Regions from separate parts of the Homo sapiens genome. Here region 1 is linked to region 2. A link is a loop called in an ENCODE intact Hi-C map of the cell type or tissue named here. Cell type or tissue: natural killer cell. All regions are shown on one strand. Links, peaks and the distances in the headings refer to the core of each region. The heading gives the core; the rest is flanking DNA.

The links. Peaks named below come from ENCODE experiments on the same cell type or tissue, not always from the same donor. Only the 100,000 strongest peaks of a DNase experiment are listed, where the experiment ranks them.
Region 1: it touches region 2 in a loop (1.9-fold over the local background); 4 of 110 quality-filtered maps call a loop at or near these places.

The regions. Positions count from the first base shown.
Region 1 is chr1:24,482,842-24,488,980 of GRCh38, reverse strand. No RefSeq gene overlaps it. Among named protein-coding and RNA genes, the nearest start is that of RCAN3AS, 16 kb to the left of the region's middle. In natural killer cell, for the core only: no CTCF peak of the experiment used is centred there; a DNase peak (open chromatin) is centred at 2,510.
Region 2 is chr1:24,584,358-24,590,496 of GRCh38, reverse strand. The region is part of intron 1 of NCMAP (non-compact myelin associated protein); the gene reads right to left. Among named protein-coding and RNA genes, the nearest start is that of NCMAP, 31 kb to the right of the region's middle. In natural killer cell, for the core only: CTCF peaks have their summits at 2,891 and 3,093 (motif pointing right); a DNase peak (open chromatin) is centred at 3,106.

The DNA of each region.
Region 1 (6,139 bases), core at 1,257-3,756, 100 kb after region 2:
CTTTTTTTTTTTTGAGATGGAGTCTCGCTCTGTCACCCAGGCTGGAGTGCAGTGGCGCGATTTTGACTCACTGCAAGCTCCCCCTCCTGGGTTCACGCCATTCTCCTGCCTCAGCCTCCTGAGTAGCTGGGACTACAGACGCCTGCCACCACACCCGGCTAATTTTTTTTTGTATTTGTAGTAGAGACTGGGTTTCACTGTGTTAGCCAGGATGGTCTCGATCTCCTGACCTCGTGATCTGCCCGCCTCGGCCTCCCAAAGTGCTGGGATTATAGGCGTGAGCCACTGTGCCAGGCCAATTTCCTTCATTTTTAGGGCTGAATGATATTCCATTATGTGAAGAGACCACATTCCCTTTATCAACTGATAGGCACTTAGCTTGCTTCCATACTTTGGCAATCATGAATAATGCTGCTGCAAATGTGGGTGTACAAATACCTGTCTGAGACCATGCTGATATGGTTTGGCTGTGACCCCCACGCAGATCTCATCTTGAACTGTAGCTCCCATAATTCCCACGTGTCATGGGAGGGACGCAGTGAGAGGTAATTGAATCACCGGTGCGGTTCTTTCCCATGCTGTTCTCTTGGTAATGAATAAGTCTCACAAGATCTGATGGTTTTATAAATGGGAATTCCCCCGCACAAGCGCTCTCTTGCCTGCCACTATGTAAAATGTGACTTTGCTTCTCATTTGCTTTCTGCCATGACTGTGAGGCCTCCCCAGCCATGTGGAACTGTGAGTCAATTAAACCTCTTTACTTTATAAATTACCCAGTCTCAGGTATGTCTTTATTAGCAGCATGAGAACAGACTAATATGCCTGCTTTCACTTTTTTTGTGTGTATAAATAACTCAGAAGAAGAATTGCTGGATCATGTGATAATTCTATTTTTAAATGTTTTTTGGACTTGCACTTATTTATTTATTATTTTTGAGATGGAGTCTCGCTCTGTTGCCCAGGTGGGAGTGCAGTGGCACATCTTGGCTCACTGCAGCCTCCACCTCCCAGGTTCAAGCATTCTTGTGCCTCAGCCTCCCGGGTAGCTGGGATTACAGGCATATGCCACCACACCCAGCTAATTTTTGTATTTTTAGTAGAGCTGGGGTTTCACATGTTGGCCAGGCTGGTCTTGAACTCCTGACCTCAAGTGATCTGCCCACCTTGGCCTCCCAAAGTGCTAGGATTAAAAGCGTGAGCCACTGCGCCCGGCCTATTTTTAATTTTTAAAGAAACCACCATACTGTTTTCCACAGTGGTTGCATCATTTTCTTTCTTCCTTTCTTTCCTTTCTTTCCCTTCCTTCCCTTCCTTCCCTTCCTTTCTTCCTTCCTTTCCTTCTTTCCTTTCCTTCCCTTCCTTTCTTCCTTCCTTTCCTTCCTTTCCTTTCCCCTTCCTTCCTTCCCTCCCTCCCCCGCCCTCTTTTTTTCTTTCTTTCTTTCTTTCGAGATGGAGTCCTGCTCTGTCACCCAGGCTGGAGTGCAGTGGCGCTGCAACCTCCGCCTCCCGAGTTCAAGCGATTCTCCTGCCTCAGCCTCCTGAGTAAGTGGGATTACAGGTGCATGCCAGCACGCCCGGCTAATTTTTGTATTTTTAGTAGAGATGGGGTTTTACCATGTCGGTCAGGCTGGTATCGAACTCCTGACCTCGTGATCCACCCGCCTTGGCATCATTTTGATTCCCACCAGTGGTGCAGAAGAGTTCCCAGCTTCTGTACATCGTCTCCAACACTCGTTATTTTATTTTCCTGTATTCTTTTGAATTGATGAACATATTCTAAAATTAGCTGTGGTGATGCATATATTTGTGATATACTAAAACCACTGGATTGCACACTTTAAGTGAATAAATTGTATAGTATGCGAATTATATATAGAAAACAGTTTTTTAAAAAGAAAAGTAAGAGGAGGGGGCCCTGTGGACCTGGGACATAGACCTCTGAGGAAGGAGAGCTGTTGTCTTGGGTTGGGGGAGGTTCTGTGAAGCTGGTCGTGCAAGAATTGGAAAGAATCGCAAAACTAGATTCAGCTGCTGCTACGCTAGAGTAAAGTTGTGTTCCTGGGGTGATGTGTGTAGGAACAGGAAGTAGATAAGAAAGAGCAAGTCCTTTCTTCCTCCTCCAGCCTCAGTTGCCCTCACAGGCCCCTCACAGGGAGCAGCTGGTAAAGCAGAGAGATGGTTTGGAGAGTTCCAGCTCCAGCAATAGGTTTGGAGCTGAGAGAAAATAGCTCCAGCAATAGGTTTGTTCCAAAGCCACCAATAGGTTTGGAGCTGAGAGAAAATAGCTTAAGAACTTGCACTTGATCTTGGCAACTAAGAAGGCTTCAGCAGGAATCAGACTGGTTTTGTCATCTCAGAGGCCCCAAGAGGGTCTTCAAAAAGATACCCACAAATTTGGAGGTACAGTTAAACTTGTAAATGTTCGTTGAGAAGTGGATCGATATCTTTGGAATAGTAATCCCCCTCCCTCCCTGTTGTGTCCAAAATGTAGCCTCAAGACCCACATGAAAGGCAGGAAGCTACAAGGGAGGCACAAAGCTCTTTGCCTCCTGCCTGGTGGCTGCATCTCTACTTACACTGCTTCATGGCTTAAAGAAAAATAGTAACAACAGCTAACATTATTGGCCGGGTGCGGTGGCTTATGCCTTTAATCCCAACACTTTGGGAGGCTGAGGCGGGCGGATCACAAGGTCAGGAGTTCGAGACCAGCCTGGCCAACATGGTGAAACCCCTCCTCTACTAAAAATACAAAAAAAAAAAAAATTAGCCGGGCATGGTGGCAGGCTTACAGTAGCTGTAATCCCAACTACTTGGGAGGCTGAGGCAAGAAGAATCGCTTGAACCCGGGAGGCGGAGGTTGCATGTGCCATGATCGCGCCATTGCACTCCAGCCCAGGCAACAGTGTGAGACTCCGTCTCAAGAAATACAAAACAAAACAAAACAAACAAAAAAACCCAGCTAATATTATTGAGGTCTTACCATGTGCGAGGCATTGTTCTATATTCAGTTCTTATAAACACTTACAAGGAAGGGAGTATTACTATCCCAGTTTTACAGATGAGGAAACAGAGGCCCAGAGGGGTTATGTACTTTCTCAAAGTCATCTCAGAGAGTGAACGCCAGAGCCTGGCACCCTTTGCCACGATGCCATGCTGCCTCCCAGAGTCCTGCCCTGTGCTTGTTATGACTTGACAGGCCACGTGGTCTTCCTTTTACCTATGCTGCAGGCAGCATCCCAAAAGATCTAGATGACACTGAAAACCCACCTATGCCTGGGAATTGAACAATGAGAACACTTGGACACAGGGTGGGAACATCACACACCGGGGCCTGTCAGGGGTGGGGGGCTGGGGGAGCGATAGCATTAGGAGAAATACCTAATGTAAATGACGAGTTGACGGGTGCAGCAAACCAACATGGCACATGTATACCTATGTAACAAACCTGCACGTTGTGCACATGTACCCTATAACTTAAAAGTATAATATATTAAAAAAAAAAAAAGAAAACCCACCTATGCCATCAAACCAGAGATCATGGTGAATGGTCCTGCTGCAATACACGTAGCCCCTTGAATGGTTTCAAATGCTGCCAGCATTTGCCTTGATGTCGCTGTGGCCTGACGGGCTGGATTGACATCCTCCTCTCAGAATGCAATGGGGTACTTGGTGAAGACCTGAATCAAAATTCTGGACTGGGCATGATGGTTCACACCTGCAATCCCAGTACCTTGGGAGGCCAAGATGGGAAGATTGCATGAGGCCAGGAGTTTGAGACCAGCCTGGGCAACATAGGGAGACCTCACCTATAGAAAAAAAGTTTAAAATTAAAAAATTAGCTGGCATGGTGCTGACCACCTGTCTACTCTAGAGGATCGCTTGAGCCCAGGAGTTAGAGGTTGCAGTGAGCTATGATTGCACCACTGCACTCCAACCTGGGCAATGGAGCGAGACCTTGGCCCCCACCCCCACCGCCCCCGCCAAAAAAGAAAATCTGAAGCTGAAAAAAATCTACCATTTGAAATGTTTTTCTTTCCTTTCTTTTTCTTTGACAGAGTCTCACTCTGTTGCCCAGGCTGGAGTGTAGTGGCGCAATCATAGCTCACTTTAACCTCCAAGTCCTGGGCTCTAGCTGTCCTCCCACCTCAGCCTCTCAGGTAGCTGAGACTATAGGTGTGAGCCACCTCACCCGGCTAGCTTTTTATTTTTTATAGAAACAGGGTCTCGCTATGTTTTCAGGCTGGTCTCAAATTCCTGGCCTCAAGTGATCCTCCTGCCTCAGCCTCCCCAAAGTGCTGGGATTATAGGCCTGAGCCACCTTGCCTGGCCTGAAATAGTTTTTGATGTTAAGGGTGAAGACTTGAGTTGCCTGAGTTCTGGGAGGGCCAGCTCTGTGGGGCTCTTTGAGAAAGGAGATGTAAGTTAAGTTCTTGAGGAAAGACTTGGGCCCAATGGAATGCAACAGGTCTAGCTTCTCTGGTACTTGGAGAGTCCTAGTGGAGGGAAAGAGAGCTGCCCTTGAGCCATGAAGGCTTACACGGATGGGGGATTGGTGAGGGGAACCCTGCTCATTAAGTCTTCTGAGGTTAGGCATGGCCTGTAGGCTCACACGGAGCCATTTCCAGGGGCTGCTGAGGGCCTGTGCCCTGTCTTGTGGGGAAAACCCACGGTGGAAGGCAGAGCAGGTGGGGAACCCCTGGCAGTGGGAGGTGAGCAGCAGGGGGCTGCCGTGTGCTGGTCTTGAGGGGCAACAATAGCTGAGCAAGATGAGAAAACCCAAGAGATGTTGCAGAGTACACGGTATGCTCAAAGCATTCCCTGAGACTGTCTCCAAAAAACAGAAGATGGGGATGGGGGAGAGAAAATGTCACATTAAGGTGGGCTAATTTCCAGCTATTAGAACCTTGTGATGTAATCATCTGATAGAAAAAGGAAAAGCATTATTAGCCAAAGTCATGGTTTGGTGAGGCCTGAGACATAAGGGTCCAATTGAAATATAAATTAGACAAACTTTTTTTTTCTCTGTTGCCCAGGCTGGAGTACAGTGGTGTGATCTTATCTCACCGCAACCTCCGCCTCCCTGGTTTAAGCGATTCTTCTGCCTCAGCCTCCCTAGTAGCTGGGATTACAGGCGCATGCCACCACACCTGGCTAATGTTTGTACTTTTAGTAGAGACTGGGTTTTGCCATGTTGGTCACACTGATCTGGAACTCCTGATCTCAGGTGATCTGCCTGCCTTGGCCTCCCAAAGTGCTGCTATTACAGGTGTAAGCCACCGTGCCCGGCCAAATTAGACATTTATCCAAGTGGGACATTCGACCAATCAGGCTGTTGGTGTCAGGTGATTTGGCTTGAAGTGAATTGACTCAGAGCCCTACCATCTGTGTATCTCTCTTTTACTTCAAAGGTTTCCCATGCGGTGCTGAGCTTTTTCTTGATTTACAAGTCTTTGATTTTTCAAAAGGCAGCAGTGTATTGCAGGTGCCCACAGAGCAGCAGAGTCTATTTTCCTTCTTTCTTTGAATCACCGTAACTTATTTTGATGGAAACTGATGCCTACAACTTTTAGGAACGTGCTCTTTCTCTTAGATGAGGCATGTCTTGAGCTGGATTCAGAGCAGCTTTCACACTAAGAACCTACCAGTTTGTTACTTTTAGTCCAAAGAAGTGGGCATCGCCTGAATGTCCTGGAAAGGCCCCCGCTGGACAGATATCCAGGGCCTGCTTCCTGGGCACTGTGGACTGTGCAGGGGCACAGCGCCCCACACTCTAAAGGGCCTCACACTTGGTTTAAATGCCCTGCATTTATCATCTTGAAATCCTTAACAATCTCATCTCTGAATATTTTTCCATCTGTAAGCAAAGTCAGATGGGACAATGCAGCCGTGGGCAGATTGGTACAGTATATGTGTCTGCTGTTGTTTGCTGCCCATTCACATATAGCATTCGCCATGCCCCTGAGCACCGAGTTCTGTTGGATCCATCACGTGTGTGCAAAGCAAGTCCACGGTAAGTGTGTGATGGCCGGGCGCAGTGGCTCACACTTATAATCCCAGCACTTTGGGAGGCCAAGGCGGATAGATCATTTAAGGCCAGGGGTTTGAGACCACCCTGACCAATATGGCAAAATCCCAGCTC
Region 2 (6,139 bases), core at 1,915-4,414:
AGTACGTGAAGGGTATTAGCATGCATTTCCCTAAACCTTCTCCTTCTAGCCTCACCAACATCAAGCTAAGAAGACTCACCAGTGAGGCTTTCATACAATTCCTTTTAAATACAGAAAAGAGATACAAATAGGTGGCTGCGGATCAAGGTTTGCTTAGTGAGAGAGACATGGAACAATCATTGGCCAACCCAAACCCATGGACATATTCACCGTGATACCAACACGCACAAAAATGACAGAAGCCACCATTTGAGTGTTTGCCGTGTGCCAAGACCTTGTGACAGATATTTTCTATCCATGCCCTGATTCAACTAGCAAAATGCCATGTAAGATAAGTTTTCCTTTCCCCTTCTCTCAAATGAAGACCCTGAGACTTGATAATATAAAGCCAACTCTCAGCCGGGTGCAGTGGCTCACACCTGTAATCCCAGCACTTTGGGAGGCCAAGGCGGGTGGATCACTTGAAGTCAGGAGTTTGACACCAGCCTGGCCAACATGGAAAATTAGCCAGGTGTGATGGCAGTTGCCTGTAATCCCAGCTACTCTTGAGGGAGGCTGAGGCAGGAGAATTGCTTGAACCCGGGAGGCAGAGGTTGCAGTGAGCTGAGATCTCACCATTGCGCTCCAGCCTGGGTGACAGAACAAGACTCTGTCTCAAAATAAAAATAAAAATAAAAACATAAAGCTAACTATCCACACTTACGTAGCCCCAAAGCTACAGAGCTGGTTTGTGAACCTGGGTGTTGCATGTGGCAACGTCTGCATCCTTCCTACCACACCACCCTGTCCCTGACACACACTGGTGGGGTCTATGACCAGTCACTGCAGGAATACATGGAGGCACACACATGCACACACATACACACACTGACCAGTAATGCAGCCACCTAAGGCCACCAGGACACAGGCTCCTCTACAGGTCCTGCAGGGGTGACCTCCTGGGTGCCGAGTTCCAGGTGCAGACTGTCTTTTGGATGGGCCCAGTAGCTCTTCTCTCTCAGAGAACAGTGAGGAATCTCAGAGCATATCTTGCCTCATCTCGGGACTGAGGGCTCTCAATTGCATCTCTGTCCCTGCTGCATCAGAGAAGGTGGGAGGGAGGGTGGTAGCACAGCCATGGCCAAGCATGTGGGTGTTTTCATGTGTGGGGCCCCAGCAACAGTTGTTAACCAAGTGAGGGCCAGCAGGAGCACTTCAGTATCAAACGTCCCTAAGACCAGGGGCCATGACCATAGAAAACACAAAGAGGACAGGGAGAGGGAGGCCAGTCTTCACTGACAGAGGTTAATTTAATAATAATAATAATGCGCTATGTGTCCGGCACCGCACTCGGTGCTTTATGTTGGAGATCTCACTTAATCTTCATACCAGTCCTGTAAGGAGGGCACAGGCACTTTGTCCATTCTGAAGATGAGGAATCTGAGGCTTGGAGCAGAGAAGAAACTGCCTTAACTTCACAAGGCTAATATGAAAACTATGCCAACCATGCCAGGATTCAAACCAGGGTCTATCCGATTTCACAGCCCCTTCTTCAAAAACCCTCCCAGCAAATCCACAAAGCACAGGTGGCCCAGCATCCAGGGCCCAAATCAATGTGGGGCTTTGATGAAAAAACCCACACAGGCCAGGGTTCAGCAGACAGACGAGGGCCCTTGCCCCAGGCCTATGACCCTGACCCTGACTCCTACCCAACTACTCCTGCCCTTGGCCACACTCTGAGCCTCTGTGTTCAGCAGAGCCTCGATCACATTTACAGAATCTACAAGGGACTGTTGTTTTCTTGGGTTGTTTACAAAGGCCTGTGTGGGAGGCGAGTTTGGGAAGTGATGGCAGGTCATAACCATTTATTCACGGATCCATCCTTCTCTGACTAGCTCTTGGCCAAGTCTAAGAGCTGAATGTGGAAGATAAACGCTGTCAGACTCCCACCTGTCCAAAATATCTCCCCTGAAGCTCTGCCCTAGGGGTACCCCCTCTCCCTCTGGCCTGGCTTACAAGTTCCTCCCTGGATAAGACAATAGAGAGACTACCAACCCCGGCAGACCTCTCCTCAATTGACCACCTGTAACTCAGAGCAGGTAACCCACGAAAGCCCTCGACCCACCAAAACATTGGGATTGATTTCTCCCAATCTCCTGAGGGATGGGAGATTCAGCAGGACTTGATCTCCTCCACAGACAAGTGGCTCACTACTCCCAAGCAGCTCCTGGAGATATTGGGATGTTTTAATGGTCAGAAAATTGACCCTAAGGCCAGGTGTGGTGATGTGAACCTGTAATGATAGCTACTCGGGAGGCTGAGGTGGGAGATTCGCTTGAGCCCAGGAGTTTGAGGCTGCAGTGAGCCATGATCAAGCCACTGCACTTCAGCCTGGGTGACAGAGCAAGATACCATCTCAAAAAATTAAAAGGAAAAGAAAATTGAGTCTTTTCCTCTCAGAAGTCCCATCTTTCTCACTAAAGACAGAGCTGTTTTCCTTTCTGTTTCTTTCTCTTTCTTTTGCCTATTAAACCTCCGCTCCTAAACTCCTAAAAAAAAATAAAAGAAAAAATAAAAGAAAAAGAAAATTGACCTTCATATTGGCATCTTGTAATTTTTACTTATTGGTGCAAATTATCTCTCCACAAAGGTAAATCTGCTACCTCTTCTAAGTGAAAACCTGTCAGGATTAAGAGCACTTTTCTGGTGGGGAGTGGTGGCTTATGCCTATAATCCCAGCATTTTGGGAGGCCGAGGTGGGTGTATTGCTTGAGCCCAGGAGTTCGAGACCAGCCTGGACAACATGGTGAAACCTCTTCTCTACAAAAATACAAAAATTAGCCGGGCATATTGGTGTGCACCTGTAGTCTTAGCTACTTGGGAGGCTGAGGCTGGAGGATTGCTTGAGCCTGGGAGGCAGAGGCTGCAGTGAGCCAAGATCATGCCACCACGCTCCAGCCTGGGTGACAGAGTGAGTCCCTGTAAAAAAAAGAAAAGAAAAGAAAAGAAGGCACCTTTGACCTTTGTGCATGAAAGGTTCAATTCAAACTTTCACCGATGGAACAGAGCAGTTGGGGTAGCTGGTATCACCACATCAATGTTACCTCCCACCAATAGGTGGCGATAGTAGTTGTCTGTAGGTTGGTAACCATCCTGCGAAGCCAATCTGTTTTTAAGCAGAGGAGCTTTCTGCCCTTCAAAACACCAATTGTATGTCCTCTGACGATTTTCTTCTCTGGGGTAAATATTCTCAGCTCCTTCAAACAAGCCTTCGGGTGATGGTGTCCCTCATGGGTTCCTCATTCCTCTGTGTCAAGGACTCCCCTAAGAATGACCCCAAAACTGGACACATGACTCCAGAGGGGGGCTGACATGTTCAGAATGACAGTTTTCTTGATACTTATCAGATGTGAGCCTGAATTCTGCTATTTACTAGCTGTGTGACCTTGGCCAACTTTCTTCACCTCTTGGTTTTCTGGTCTGTGAAATAGGAATTATAAAAGTCACAACTCCATAGGGTTGTTGTGAGAATTAAATGAGATGAAGCATGTCCTATACTCAGCACAGTGCTGTACACAATATCTATCGATATTACCCTGGATTGATAAAAAGAAATAGCTCACTGGCCTTACAGGCAGCCACAGCACACCTGCTGAAAGATGGCCCCCAACTCTTTTTCACATTTATCCTTATGCTCGTTAATGGCCAATCAAAGCCCCAAGATCACCAAGTGAAGGTGCTTTTTTTTTTTTTTTTTTGAGATGGAGTCTCACTGTTACCCAGGCTGGAGTACAGTGGGACGATCTCAGCTCACTGCAACCTCCGTTTCCCGGGTTCAAGTGATTCTTCTGCCTCAGCCTCGCAGAATAGCTGGGAGTACAGGCACCTGCCACCACGCCCAGCTAATTTTTGCATTTTTAGTGGAGACTGGGTTTCACCATCTTGGCCAGACTGGTCTTGAACTCCTGACCTTGTGATCCGCCCTCCTCGGCCTCCCAAAGTGCTGGGATTACAGGCGTGAGCCACCGTGCCCAGCCGTGAAGGAACTTTATAAACTGCAAAGTGGAAAGAGAGCGGCAGTGACAGTCGCATGATGACAATATCATGATGGTCTGCTGTCCATTCGCCAGGACTCCATTCTGCACTTGTGCAGATGACTTCCTGACAATCAGGACTTTGCATTGATCCCTGTTAGCCTTGACCGTGTTGATTTGGACCCTCAGGAGAGACATTTCCGCTCCTCCTGGGTGGCTAAATGACAGTGCTGTGACACAGCACATTGTCTCGGGGCTCATGACCCAGCAAGGGCTTTGGGGTTGCCTAGACCTGGATTTTCATCTTTGCCTCATCACTGACCAGCTTGATAAACTGAGCCGCTCTTTCATTTGTAAAACAGGGATAACAGCCCCTGTCTCGTGGGGTTGTGAGAATAAATGAGATACCATAATTGCCCAACAGAGTGCCTGGAGTGCTCATGCCAGTTCCCAGCCCTTCTTCGCTTCTCCCTGGCTCCAGTCTGTGTTCTCCCTGCTCTCTTTGGAGCTTGAATTCCTTGTTCTCTGTCTGGTCAAGTTTTGGGCTGCATTTGGTCAAACTCAGGTATAAACAGGGAGGTGAGGGAGTCAGACCATGAACGCTGGTGTCCCAAGGAGGGGATCTGAGCAGGGATTCACCAGGACCTCTGAAGGACCTGATCTTCCTCTCCATCTCCACTGAGAGCAGAGACAGAAGAAATAGTGAAATCTCCCCCAAAGAGAAAAAAGTCCTGATGGGACCGGTGGGACACAGGGGCTGTGGCTGGGCAGGGGAAGAGCAAGCTGTGGATTCATAACCTGAGACTCGGAAGACCAGGATTTCCCTTGTCACTCATTTGCTACCTGATCCTGGAAAGTCCTCTCCCTTCCCTGGACCTTGGTTTTCCTGCCTGTAAAATAGCCCAGTTTGGAGATCATCTCTAAGGGCTTTTCCAACCAGTGATTCTGTTACATGGAACTGTTCATAGCTTCACAAGAACCAGTGTCTTCCAAAAGCTTATTCTTCTTTGTAGATATGGACTCAGGGGATGTGAGGAGAGGGAAGTCAGCGTGAGCACATCACTCTGGAAAGCAGCGATCCTTCCTAGAAGGCACTAGAGACTGGAACAAACCGAGGCAGATTCCATGAAGGGGCTTTGATTTGGCAACAGCAGTGCACAAGAAAGGAAACCCGGGAATGAACTTCCAAGCACTCTGTAGGGTACATAGTCACCCGAGCCGCCTGAATCCTTCATGGCCATTTCCTTCACCCTCTATTCCTCTTGGATCCCTTATCATAAGCTCCCCACCCCGTCTGCCCTGTCTGTTCATGGCTCTGTGTATCACAGCTCCCAAAGTTGGGGTAGGAATTCTGCCGTGTGCTCCCCTGAACTGGAGGCCATACACAATTACATACTGAACATGTGTTCCTTGTAGTTGGTTCCCAGAAATAAGGGAGCACATTTTCTGCTCCATTTACCCATCTATTCTTTCATCCTGCTATCCACTCATGCCCCCACCCACCCACCCGCCCACCCACTCACTGGGCACACAGTCCTTCCACCCGTTCTTCTGTCCATCTGTCCTCCCATCCATTCAATCAATGCCCACCCTGTGCATAGGACTGAGAAGACGCAAAGAGGGCCGTGGGTCTGTTTTAAACCAAAGAACAATACATAAATAAATAAAATAAAAACCAAAAAACCAGAGGGGCCAAGGGGATTATGTCCTGAGGAACTCAGACCGAAAGAATGAGAAAAGGAATTGTTTCCTTTCAGAATCTTTTCTTCAATCACATGTACTGGGCATCAACCCCACCCCACCGCCCACCCCATGCCTAGCCCAGCACTGACCACAGAAAGGTGCCTGATCAATATCATACTGCAGTCCTATGGCAAAAGCCGCAGCCTGTGGCTCCAGAAGTCTGGGTTTCAGGCCCACCACACACAGACTTCAGGGGAAGTCTTACTTCCCCACCCTGTCAAACGGTGGCTCAGATGTCCTTTGCTCTGATTTTTGTGACCCACATTGTAAGAAAAGGGGACTCCAGGAGCTTCTAACCCAAGACCTGCAGATATGATAAGCTGAGTGTGCTAAGAGTTATAAATAGAAACCCCAGCTGAAAGTGGTCACAAGGCTTACTTTGC